2 separate regions of the Homo sapiens genome follow, and region 2 is linked to region 1. A link is a loop called in an ENCODE intact Hi-C map of the cell type or tissue named here. Cell type or tissue: dorsolateral prefrontal cortex. All regions are shown on one strand. Each heading gives the region's core, and the rest is flanking DNA. Links, peaks and the distances in the headings are about the cores only.

What was found. A loop is a pair of places that touch in the nucleus more often than their neighbours do. Peaks named below come from ENCODE experiments on the same cell type or tissue, not always from the same donor. Only the 100,000 strongest peaks of a DNase experiment are listed, where the experiment ranks them.
Region 2: it touches region 1 in a loop (4-fold over the local background); 2 of 110 quality-filtered maps call a loop at or near these places.

Annotation. Positions count from the first base shown.
Region 1 is chr3:23,238,280-23,243,665 of GRCh38, reverse strand. All of the region lies in intron 3 of UBE2E2 (ubiquitin conjugating enzyme E2 E2), which reads right to left. Among named protein-coding and RNA genes, the nearest start is that of UBE2E2, 38 kb to the right of the region's middle. In dorsolateral prefrontal cortex, for the core only: no CTCF peak of the experiment used is centred there; a DNase peak (open chromatin) is centred at 2,205; H3K4me3 peaks cover 1,661 bases; H3K27ac peaks cover 4,484 bases.
Region 2 is chr3:23,797,795-23,803,180 of GRCh38, reverse strand. No RefSeq gene overlaps it. Among named protein-coding and RNA genes, the nearest start is that of UBE2E1, 5.5 kb to the left of the region's middle. In dorsolateral prefrontal cortex, for the core only: a CTCF peak has its summit at 2,254; no DNase peak of the experiment used is centred there.

The DNA of each region.
Region 1 (5,386 bases), core at 232-5,231:
TGAGAAAAAGGCTGTAAACTTGCCAAAATGATTATGGCTGAACAGTAGAATTATTTTTTGCTGAGCCACAAAACTGTACTATTCTTAACAATAAATGATTTTCTTAAAGCCATTAATCTAAAACGAATATATGTTGTTCTTTAGAGAAAACTCAGAACATCAAATACAAAATAAAATGATCAGAAAGAAGCAGAAAGGGAAGCGGGCCATAAAATGTAGGGTAAAGGGCCCAGGATCTGAGAGGTCTGAGGGGAACACTGAGGCTCAGAGATTGAATGTATTTAGAAAAACAAAATGCTATTCTCTGCCATTACAGAACTGCTGGGAGCATAAAAGATGAAGCATGAGACCTGCTACCTCATAAGTGCCTAACAAATAATGGTATTAGTAGTAGTATTGTTTGTCCATATTGCTGGCTCTAGTGCAGCAGGTGAATAGTGCTTAACAAAAAAACAAACTAGGATGGCGTCCTTTGGAGATTTTCTTTGTAGTTTCCTTTAACTTCAATAGTTATTTGATCATCTTATATTTCTATTCAGTGATAACTATTTTCTTTTCTTTTCTTTTCTTTTTTTTTTTTGAAACAGCGTCTCACTCTGTCGCCCAGGCTGGAGTGCAGTGGCATGATCTCAGCTCACTGCAACCTCCGCCTCCCAGGTTCAAGCAATTCTCCTGCCTCAGCCTCCCAAGTAGCTGGGATCACAGGCATAAGCCAACACACCCACCTAAGTTTTGTGTTTTTAGTAGAGACAGGGTTTCACCATGTTGGCCAGGCAGGTCTCGAACTCCTGACCTCAGGTGATCCTCCCGCCTCAGCCTCCCAAATGGCAGGGATTACAGGTGTGAGCCACTGCGCCTGGCCGATAACTATTTTCAAGCAAAGCAATTATGGCATGTTATAAGAAATTTGGGGATTTTAACTGTTTATTTACCCAATTTACTAACTTAATGCCACCTTAATGGCAATAATTAGATTTTTCTCAGCAGAAAGACTGTTAGTAGAATGTACTCCTTCACTTTTCAATATAACAATTAACCTGATATCCATCTGCAAAGTGCTCCATACTGTCAACAGAATAAAATGACCATCATCTAAATCCTACAGATTCTGGTAAAATGGTGAAAGCTTTTATTCCTGTGACATTTGAATTCTTAGAAGCAAAGAAGATTGTAGAAACAATTTAAAACATATTTCCATAAATTTAACAAATAGTCTTTCTGTTTCAATGTATATTTTGGCTTTGTGGACTGCTCATGACTATACTGGGGGGGCGGGGGGCGGGGAAAAAAAACAAACAAGATAAAAGGATGTGACTCACACCTCACCTGAAGAACAAAGTTCTATGCAACAGATTACTACTATACAGCAGACCTTTATTTGTATGAGAATCATATTCAATCATACTAAAAACAACTTTAAAAACCATCAGACTTGGCCAGGCTTGATGATTCATGCCTATAATCCCAGTGCTTTGGGAGGTCAAAGCAGGAGGATCATTTGGGAGGTCAAGGCAGGAGGTCATGAGTTTCAAGACCAGCCTGGGCAACACAGCAAGACTCCATCTCTACAAAAAAATAAAAATAAAAATTTAGCTAGGTGTGTTAGCCCAATCCTGTAGTCTCAGCTACTTGAGAGGCTGAGGCAGCAGGATAGCTTGAGCACAAAAGATACAGGTTGCAGTGAGCTATGATCATGCCACTGAGCTCCAGCCTGGGTGAAAGTAAGACCTTGTCTCTATATTAAGACAAGAAACAAAAACATCAGGCTTGGGGAGAGGTATAAATGATAGGGAAGATGTGGCAGGCTTCTGAGGAGTGGTAATAATGTTATGTTGCCAATAAATATCAATGAAGTGCAATTTATTGAACATTTACTACGTTCCAGGCACTTTTCAAACTGTAAGTGTCTTTCAGATATTCACATTCTAATGGGAGGGAATACACAACACAGTTAATCATAAGAAACTGATAGAAGTAAATGTTAGGAGGTGTTAACTCCTACGGAAAGAAAAAGCGGAGTAAAAATAATTGGGTGTATTGAGGTAGGGTGATCAGGGTTAGCCTCACCGAGATGACATTTGAGGAAATAGCCAGTGCAGAGACCCTAAGATGGAAGCATGTCTGGCACATTTGAGGGACAGGGAAGAGGCCAGCGTAGCGGCAGCAGAGTGATCAAGAGAATAAGCAATAAGGTCAGAGAGACAAAGGGGGCCCTGATCACTCTCAAAGGCCATTGTAATGGGAACACAAGGAGTAATATGATCTCACTTTCATGTTTAAAAGATCATTCTGGCTGTCATATTAAGAATAGACTATATAGAAGGAAGGATGGAAGAAGGGAGACCTGTTGGGAGGGTGTGGCAATAACTCAAGCAAGATATGAAGACGGCTTGGACCATAATAGTAACAATGGAGAAAGTGGGAAGTGATTAGACTCTAGATGTATTCTGAAGGTAGGACAAAAACGATTTGATGACAGAATGAACGTAGAGTGAGAGAGAAAAAGGAATCAATGACTCCTAAATGGAAAGACAGATTTGCTATTAACTGAAATGAAAAAGACTGGGTGAAGCAGATTTGGGAGGGGAAGCAGAAGTTGTTTTGGACTTGTTGAAGTGCCTATTAAATATTCATATGGGGCAATGAGTAAACAGTTATCCACAGAAGCTAAATTTTAAATGAGAAGATTTTACAGACAGCCTAAGAAAAATAAAATTTAAATAAAATTAAACCTTAAGTGTTAATATATAAGTAGCTAATCAATATAATAAATTTTCACCGTTATTAACCTTCATTTAGCACATCTATGAAATGCTCCATCATTAAAGGTCACAACACTACAAAAGAAAAAAAGTTACTGCATACACTCTAATGGATTAATAATTTTGACCCAAGTTACTGGGTATGTGGACAAAAAGAGAAAATACTTAAGCTATCCAGTAATCTTAATCACAGCTCAACAATACAAAGGGCTTAATTCATCCCTATATTCAATGTATAATCGTAGAAGTGAAAATGCCAAGAGATCCTATCAGATTTCATCTGCAGCTTTCACTGCAGACACAGTGAGCTTTGCAGGTTCATAATGGCATAAACAGTGTGGCTGTGTGCCACAGACACAAAGATACCTCATGGCAGATTTTCTCCCTAAACCAAATAACTTGGTTGTTACTATTTATTAAGAATAATATGATAAAACCAGAACTGAGTATTGATAGTAAAAGCACACTGCCATGCAGCTACACATTGTCATAAAGTATTACCCAAGTTAGCTGTTTATTTGGTAAGTGTTTGAACAATTTACCACATAGGAAAAAAAATTTCATTGGGTAATCCACTAGTATAGCTCCAGAACAGTATGAAACAAAACTTAATTAAGCCCTGTAAGCAATGCTAAGCTAAAGAAATAAAATTTAGAAAAACAAGTAAAATTGGGCGAAAGGAAGGACTGTCCTTATTCTCTGGAATAAATGAGAAAGCGTAGTTACCAGCTAATAAAATGTGAATGGTGAATGTTTACCCAATTATCCTAACCTTAAATAATAAGCAGTAAGGTATAAAGGGATATTATTGAGATGCCTATTCTCCCAGTCTATAATAGTTCCAAACTTTAACCAGGCTCCTTTATGATCCATAAAAAAGTTATACCCCAGGACAAGGCTGGCATCATGTGGCAGAGCCCTACATGCCTCAAAACTTACTTGAAACTAGGTAGAAACAGAAATTACACTTTAAAAGAGGAATAAATCATACTAAGCAAAAGCTGACTGATCTGCTTTCCTACTCCTTTTCAAAGAATTCATTCTGTAATTCTGTACATCAAGAGGATAAAACTGTCCTTTCTACTCAAAGTCCAAATCATCAAGCAAAGGATGGAAAAACAGCATATCTTTTAGAACCTCTTCTGCTCTATCACCCAACAGACTTAGCACAGTGCCTGGCTTATGTAATACTCAATGTTTGCTAAATCTGAACTTCATCTGATCTCATCTCTCCCCCTTATTTCACCTTCTTCTTTAATGGAATCTCTTAAACCTCCCAACCTCCACTCAATTATTTGCCTAGCCTTTTTTATTATAAAACTAAATGCTTTAATTATGTTAAGTGAAAGACACCAGATATAAAAGGCCACACCTTGTATGATTCCATTTATACAAAATGCCCAGAATAGACAAATCCATAGAGACAGAAAGTCGATTCGTGGTTGCCAGAAGCTGGGGGGGAGGGGGGAATGGAGAATGCTAATGGATGTGGGGTTCCTTTCTAGGATGATGAAAATGTTTTGGAAGTAATGACAGTGACAGTTGCACAACGTTGTGAGTACACTAGAAACTACTGAATTGCATAATTTAAAAGAGTGAATTGTATGGTATTTAAATTATATCTCAATTTTTTTAAATGGGCAGCCTGAAGTCCTTCTTAGGGCATGAGACAAGAGTCCTATTACCTCGATAACTTAGTAGTTCCATAATTGATCACTATATTACGGTATCATAACTGAGGTTGAGAATGAGGTCCTAAACTAATAAGAAAATGTTAAACTCATACTGTTTCAAAGAAGAGGGAAATATAAAACTACTTAGAAACAAATTTTATCTCACATAAATTAAATTTAGGAACCTGAAGGTATACATTTCAGTTACTCAACAAATTCACGCATGTTCCAAAAAGGCATGACTGGATAAATTTTCCATCTTATAGAAAACTATCTTCTTTCTCCGGCTAGAGGTTGAACATTCCTAATCTGAAAAGCTGAAATCTGAAATGCTCCAAAATCAAAAACTTTCAGCACTGACATGATGCCACAAGTGGGAAACTCCACACCTAACCCCATGTGGCAGGTCCCAGTCAGATCGCAGGCACACAATACACAGTTTATTCAGCGTCCCCATGGGAGAAATAAAACTACCTTCAGGCTATGTGTATAAGGTGTGTAAGAAACATAAATGCATTTCATGTTTAGACTTAGGCCACATCCTGAAGATCGCTCATTATGAATATGCAAATATTCCAAAATTCAAATTCTGAAATCCAAAAGGCTTTTGGTCCCAAGCATCTCAGGTAAGAGATACTCAACCTGTACTTTATTAATCCTATATACTAGCTTTTAAAAAACAGCCTTTACTGATGATGGTTTCTTAAGGGGAAAATCCCACCCAACCTAACTAGTTCAACTCTCAAAGTTTTGTTCCTTTTAACTGCTACCACAGGCATGGCCTCTCCCGAACAATGTAACATTATATAACTCTTTACATTTGCACAATGCTTTAGTGTTCTAGAAGCTTTCATATACATGATCATGTATGATCCTACAAGGCAGGTGGAGTAAATCTGGTAAAGGAATGGTACTTGCTCAATTTCACAGTGGCGGATCTTGTGACAAAAC
Region 2 (5,386 bases), core at 281-5,280, 560 kb before region 1:
GAAAGTTATGTTGGCCGGTATGTTGGCCGGGCGTGGTGGCTCATGCCTGTAATCCCAGCACTTTGAGAGGCCAAAGCAGGTGGAACACGAGGTCAGGAGATTGAGACCATCCTGGCCAAGATGGTGAAACCCCGTCTCTACTAAAAATACAAAAATTATCTAGGCTTGGTGACATGTGCCTGGAATCCCAGCTACTCGGGAGGCTGAGGCAAGAGAATCTCTTGAACCAGCGAGTCTTGATTGGAGGTTGCAGTGAGCCGAGATCGCGCCACTGCACTTCAGCCTGGGGACAGAGCAAGACTCTGTCTCAAAAAAAAAAAAAAAAAAAAAAAAAAAAAAGCCAGTATGTCTTATCCAAGGTCATGCAGTAAGTTGGTGGCAAAATTGTTGTTATGACCCATGCTATCCACAGATGATCTTGTCAGTTCTGGCAATATTGGAGTGGGAGAAGAGCCTCAATTACATTGCAGAAAAATGTATTAAATATAAAAGGGCCGGGTGCAGTGGCTCACGCCTGTAATTCCAGCACTTTGGGAGGCCAAGGCAGGCAGACTCCTTGAGCCCAGGAGTTCAAGACCAGCCTGGGCAACATGGCAAGACTGTCTCTACAAAAAATGCAAAAATTAGCCAGGCCTGGTGGCACATGCCTGTGGTCCCAGATACTTGGGAGGTTGAGGTGGGAGAATCACCTGAGCCCCAGAGGTTGAGGCTGCAGTGAGCTGTGATTGTGCCACTGTACTCCAACCTGGGTGGTGGGAGTGAGACCCTGTCTCAAAATAAGTAAATAAATAAAATAAATATAGTAGTCTCTGATAATATTTTCGAGAATATATTAACAATCAAGACAGCTGGGAAAGTGGGAACATGGAAGCAAGCTAAGGGAATCACTGAATTTGTAACATGGTTGCTTGAACTAATGACTGCTATTGAAGTTCCCCAACCCCACCCTCATCCTGAGAATAGTCCTCATTATTTATTTATTTTGCCTATATGGATATATTTTAAATAGATAATACATTTTCATGCTATATTATTCTAAAGAAACCAGAGAGTATGCCACGAAAATATCTTTCTGCCCCTTCCCCCACCCCTAATTTCCTTTGGAGAAAGCAGTTTTCGGTTGTAGTCTATGCATGTGTAAAGCAAATGCATACATATGCACTGAATGCTTTGATAGTAATGCTCAATTTACATTTTAGAAAACCAGCCAGTCACAGAAGCCCAAGTAGTATTACACTGTGACATCCTGTGGACTTTGAGAAAGTGGGCTCCAGTTTTTATTAATACCTATTCCTGGTTTTCAGAATGACCCAACTCTCCTTCAAGTCATCTTTAGTGTATCAAGTACATTTAAGTAGAAACACTTGAAGATCAAGGTGCTAGTTGATCCCTAGGAGGTGAAATAATACAGTTGAAAGAGGGAGACTTGGTTTAACTTTTTGACTTGTTGCTTACACTGAAATTCAAGTATTTCATAAAGATTCTCTTTGGCCAATTTCATGTCCAAAGAATTGTCAAGCAAGTTAACGTTGGTTAATATAGTTTTTTAACTTACCTTATTGCTGAATAGAAAGGATTTCCTTTGCTGGGCGTGGTGGCTCACACTGGTAATCCCAGCACTTTGGGAGGCTGAGGTGGGCGGATCACCTGAGGTCAGGAGTTTGAGACCACCCTGGCCAACATGGTGAAACCCCGTCTCTACTAAAAATACAAAAATTAGCTGGGTGTGGTGATGAGTGCCTGTAATCCCAGCTACTCGGGAGGCTGAGGCAGGAGAATCTCTTGAACCCAGGAGACAGAGGTTGCAGTGAGCCGAGATCATGCCATTGCACTCCAGCCTTGGTGACAGAGTGAGACTCCATAAAAAAAAAAAAGAAAAAGAAAAGATTTCCTTTTTCCATCCAAAGAAAAAAAAATCTTGTGTTTGCAACTTATAAAGAATTTATATAAAGCCTTTCTGGGAAAAATGGACTCACTGGATTTCAATCGACTTGTTTCATTTTATAATTCTCCTTTGGCTGAAAAATCCATTCCTTGTAAGAAAGATAAGGAAAGTTCAAAAACAAGGGTCGATTCCATAAAGACGAATGTGATCTGGGGCATTTACCTTCAATTTGGGTCATTTTTCCATAGGCCTTTTAAAAAAAATAAAATAGCACTGATCCCATTGAAGGGCCCTAAGCACTATCGTACTTTATTGGCCTGAATGTTGCTAACACAGGAAGGTAGGACAGAGCTAAATTATTTTTTTCTACCACATGGAGGCATTGAACAACCATGTGATTTTCAAAATTTATCAAGACTTGGTAAGAGTCTAATGTTGTCTCAGGCAAGGGCAAAAAGGTTGATTTGATGTCCACAAAAGGATAGTGATTAGTATGAAAGTACTCTTCTCAGTTTATAATGTAGCATCTCCTCTGTAGGACCTATTTTTTAAACAAACTAGCCTTCTTCAACTTTCTATACATTGATCACACAAGAATAGACTATATTAGAATATGTAGGATTATAATTTGAGCAGTTTGGTTCATTAGTCTCTGAAACCTTTTCCTGAATTGAACACTCTTCCAGTTTACTGAAATTTGGAGGAATAAAATAGTAGGGAATAAATATTTTTATTTCATGTTCTTAATTATCTATTGTGAAACTTTTAAAAAATATCAACTTCTCCACAGTTCCATGGTGTGGCAAATCTATAGTCAAGGATCCAATTTGAATCCAAAATTTACCTCAATAATTGTAAACCCCAGAAGCAATTGGCAGCAAAGATACCAATCTCGACTTGCTAAGCCTACAGGACAAGTTCTGTCTTTGCCACTGATTGAACTCATGGCTGTGCCTCAAATAAATTAATCAACAAATATTTATTAATTAGTCTGTGTAGGCTAAGTACAGTGCTAAGTGCTATGACAGATGTAAAAAGTTGTTTCTTTTTTTTCTTTTCTTTTTAGAGACAGGGTCTTGCTCTGTCACCCAGGCTAGAGTGAAGTGGCTCAATCATAGCTCGCTGTAACCTCAAACTCCTGGGATCAAGCAATCCTCTTGCTTTGGCCTCCCCAGTGGAGTCACTGGGATTACAGGCATGAGCTACCACACTGGACCCAAGATGTAAAGAGTTCCAAGAGGTACCCTCTGGCCTCCAGTAAGGACCAGAGGAAAAGGGATTAGAGCTGAGCCTAGAACGACAAGTAGGGCTTGGGAAAATGAAGAGACATTCTCAGGTATTGAAATGACGTTGAAAATGATGTGGAAAAACATCAGACCTGAAATAGACTATTATTAAAATATAAAATTACATATATATAAATTATAAACTGTAAAATATATTATCAAAATAGTATTTTATTAGAAACAAAAAGAAACTGGCCTTTATTCTTTAAAAGCATCACTGGCATGAAAGACAAGGAAAAATTGAGACTTTAGATTAAAGGAGACTAAAGAAGCACAAGAACTAAATATAATATGTGATCCTGATCAGACACTGTACTGAACGGCAAAAAAATTATGAAGAACAGAATTGGGTCAATTGAAAAAATTAGAGTATGGAAGTTAGATTAAAGTATTGTATCAATGTTAAATTTCCTGAAGTTGATAACTATATGAAGAATATTTTTGCTTTTGGGAAATAGACACTGAGCTATGAAGGTGTAAAGGCACGTGATATCTGCAAACTATTTCAAAGAGTTAAAAAATGTTACTAATTGGTAAATCTGGGTAAAGGGTATATGGACGTTTTCTGTATTATTTTTGTGACTTTTCCATAAGTTCAAAACTTAAAAAATATAAATATGTAGTTACCTCAGAGGAAATGAAACGGAGTGGAATGAAGGAGAGATTGCTAACTCATTACATATTTCTGTATCATTTCTTAAAATAAATGTGCATTACTTTAGTATACTTTTAAAATCCAACCACTGAATCTTTAAAGAACAAAAAATATCTATGGAAGCAGAAAAATGCAGAAAGCGATTAGGAAGACCATGAATAGACTAATTTGGTTGAAAGACTCAGAAAACTAAGTGAACAGAGAGGAAGAAGGATGAAAAGTAGGTACCAAGAGCTTGTGGAGGGGCTCAACAGTGAGCTAAGAAGCCTGGATTTCATTACAGGATAAAAAGTACAAGGGATAAACATTACAGGCATTTTAGCCTCTGGGTATTTTAAGAAGATTAGTTTGATAGAAAAGCCAGAAAGGAGTCAAGGAAACCAAGGAAAGACGCCATTGAGGAAGTCTAGGCTTGGGGAAGCAGCTCCTAATTCCTAATTCTCCGTACTTATTTTAATTAATCACTGTTTAATGTTGAAGCTCTGGGAATCTAAGTCCCATGTTAGAGAATTTGTCTGCTTAGAACTGTTTTTAGAACAGTGCTTGGCCCTTAGTAGGCATGCAAGAAAAAGTTAACCAAGGTAGGGAATGAAAGATATCCTTGCCTTTAGTACTATTCCTTTCTTTCTCTTTTCCCCATCTCTTCTGATGTTCCGTGATTCATGCATACATGATTACACCATCAAGCAGTTGACAAGGAACGTGTGGGTGGGTGTTGTTCACTGAAAGAGGGTGGGTGACCCCAAGGTGAAGCCTAAAGTGACCGCCACCCCCCAACCCCCAGCATTGTAAGGAATTAAAGCCTTGACATCAGAGTCACAGAATTCCAAACCGGAAGAACTCTAGAGACCATCAGGTGTTCCCCGTTCTTTTGACAGTTGAAGACACTAAGGTGCAGGAAGAAAGGATGAGTTTTCTGAGGTCAGGCAAGTAGGTAGCAGCAGAACCGAGACCTTTCCCTTGAGGGAACCAAAGTTGACTATGGGGACTTGTGGAATCCACATCTCTATACTTCAAGCATGGAGCAGCAGGCAGGGACTACAGAAGCAAGAGGAAAGCTCCATGGAGGCATGTTCTCATTCTATCTACCCAGCTACTACTGCTTTCCAGGATCTGGGCTGTCTCATAGTCTTTGATGTCCACCCAGTAGTGAGCATTGGGCTGGACACACACACACACACACACACACACACACCCCTTGTTTCCTGAATTACTTAACTGAAAGTTAACCTAAGGCTGGGCGTGGTGGCTCAAGCCTGTAATCCCAGCACTTTGGGAGGCTGAGGCAGGTGGATCACAAGTTCAGGAGTTCGAGACCAGCCTGGCCGATATGGTGAAACCCCGTCTCTACTAAAAATACAAAAATTATCTGGGCATGGTGGCGTGTGCCTGTAGTCCCAGCTACTCCGGAGGCTGAGGCAGGAGAATGGCTTGAACCTGGGACGTGGAGGTTGCAGTGAACCTAGATCACACCACTGCACTCCAGCCTGGGTGACAGAGCAAGATTCCGCCTCAAAAAGAAAAAAAAAAAAAAGAAGCCCACACAGATACTTTCCCAAC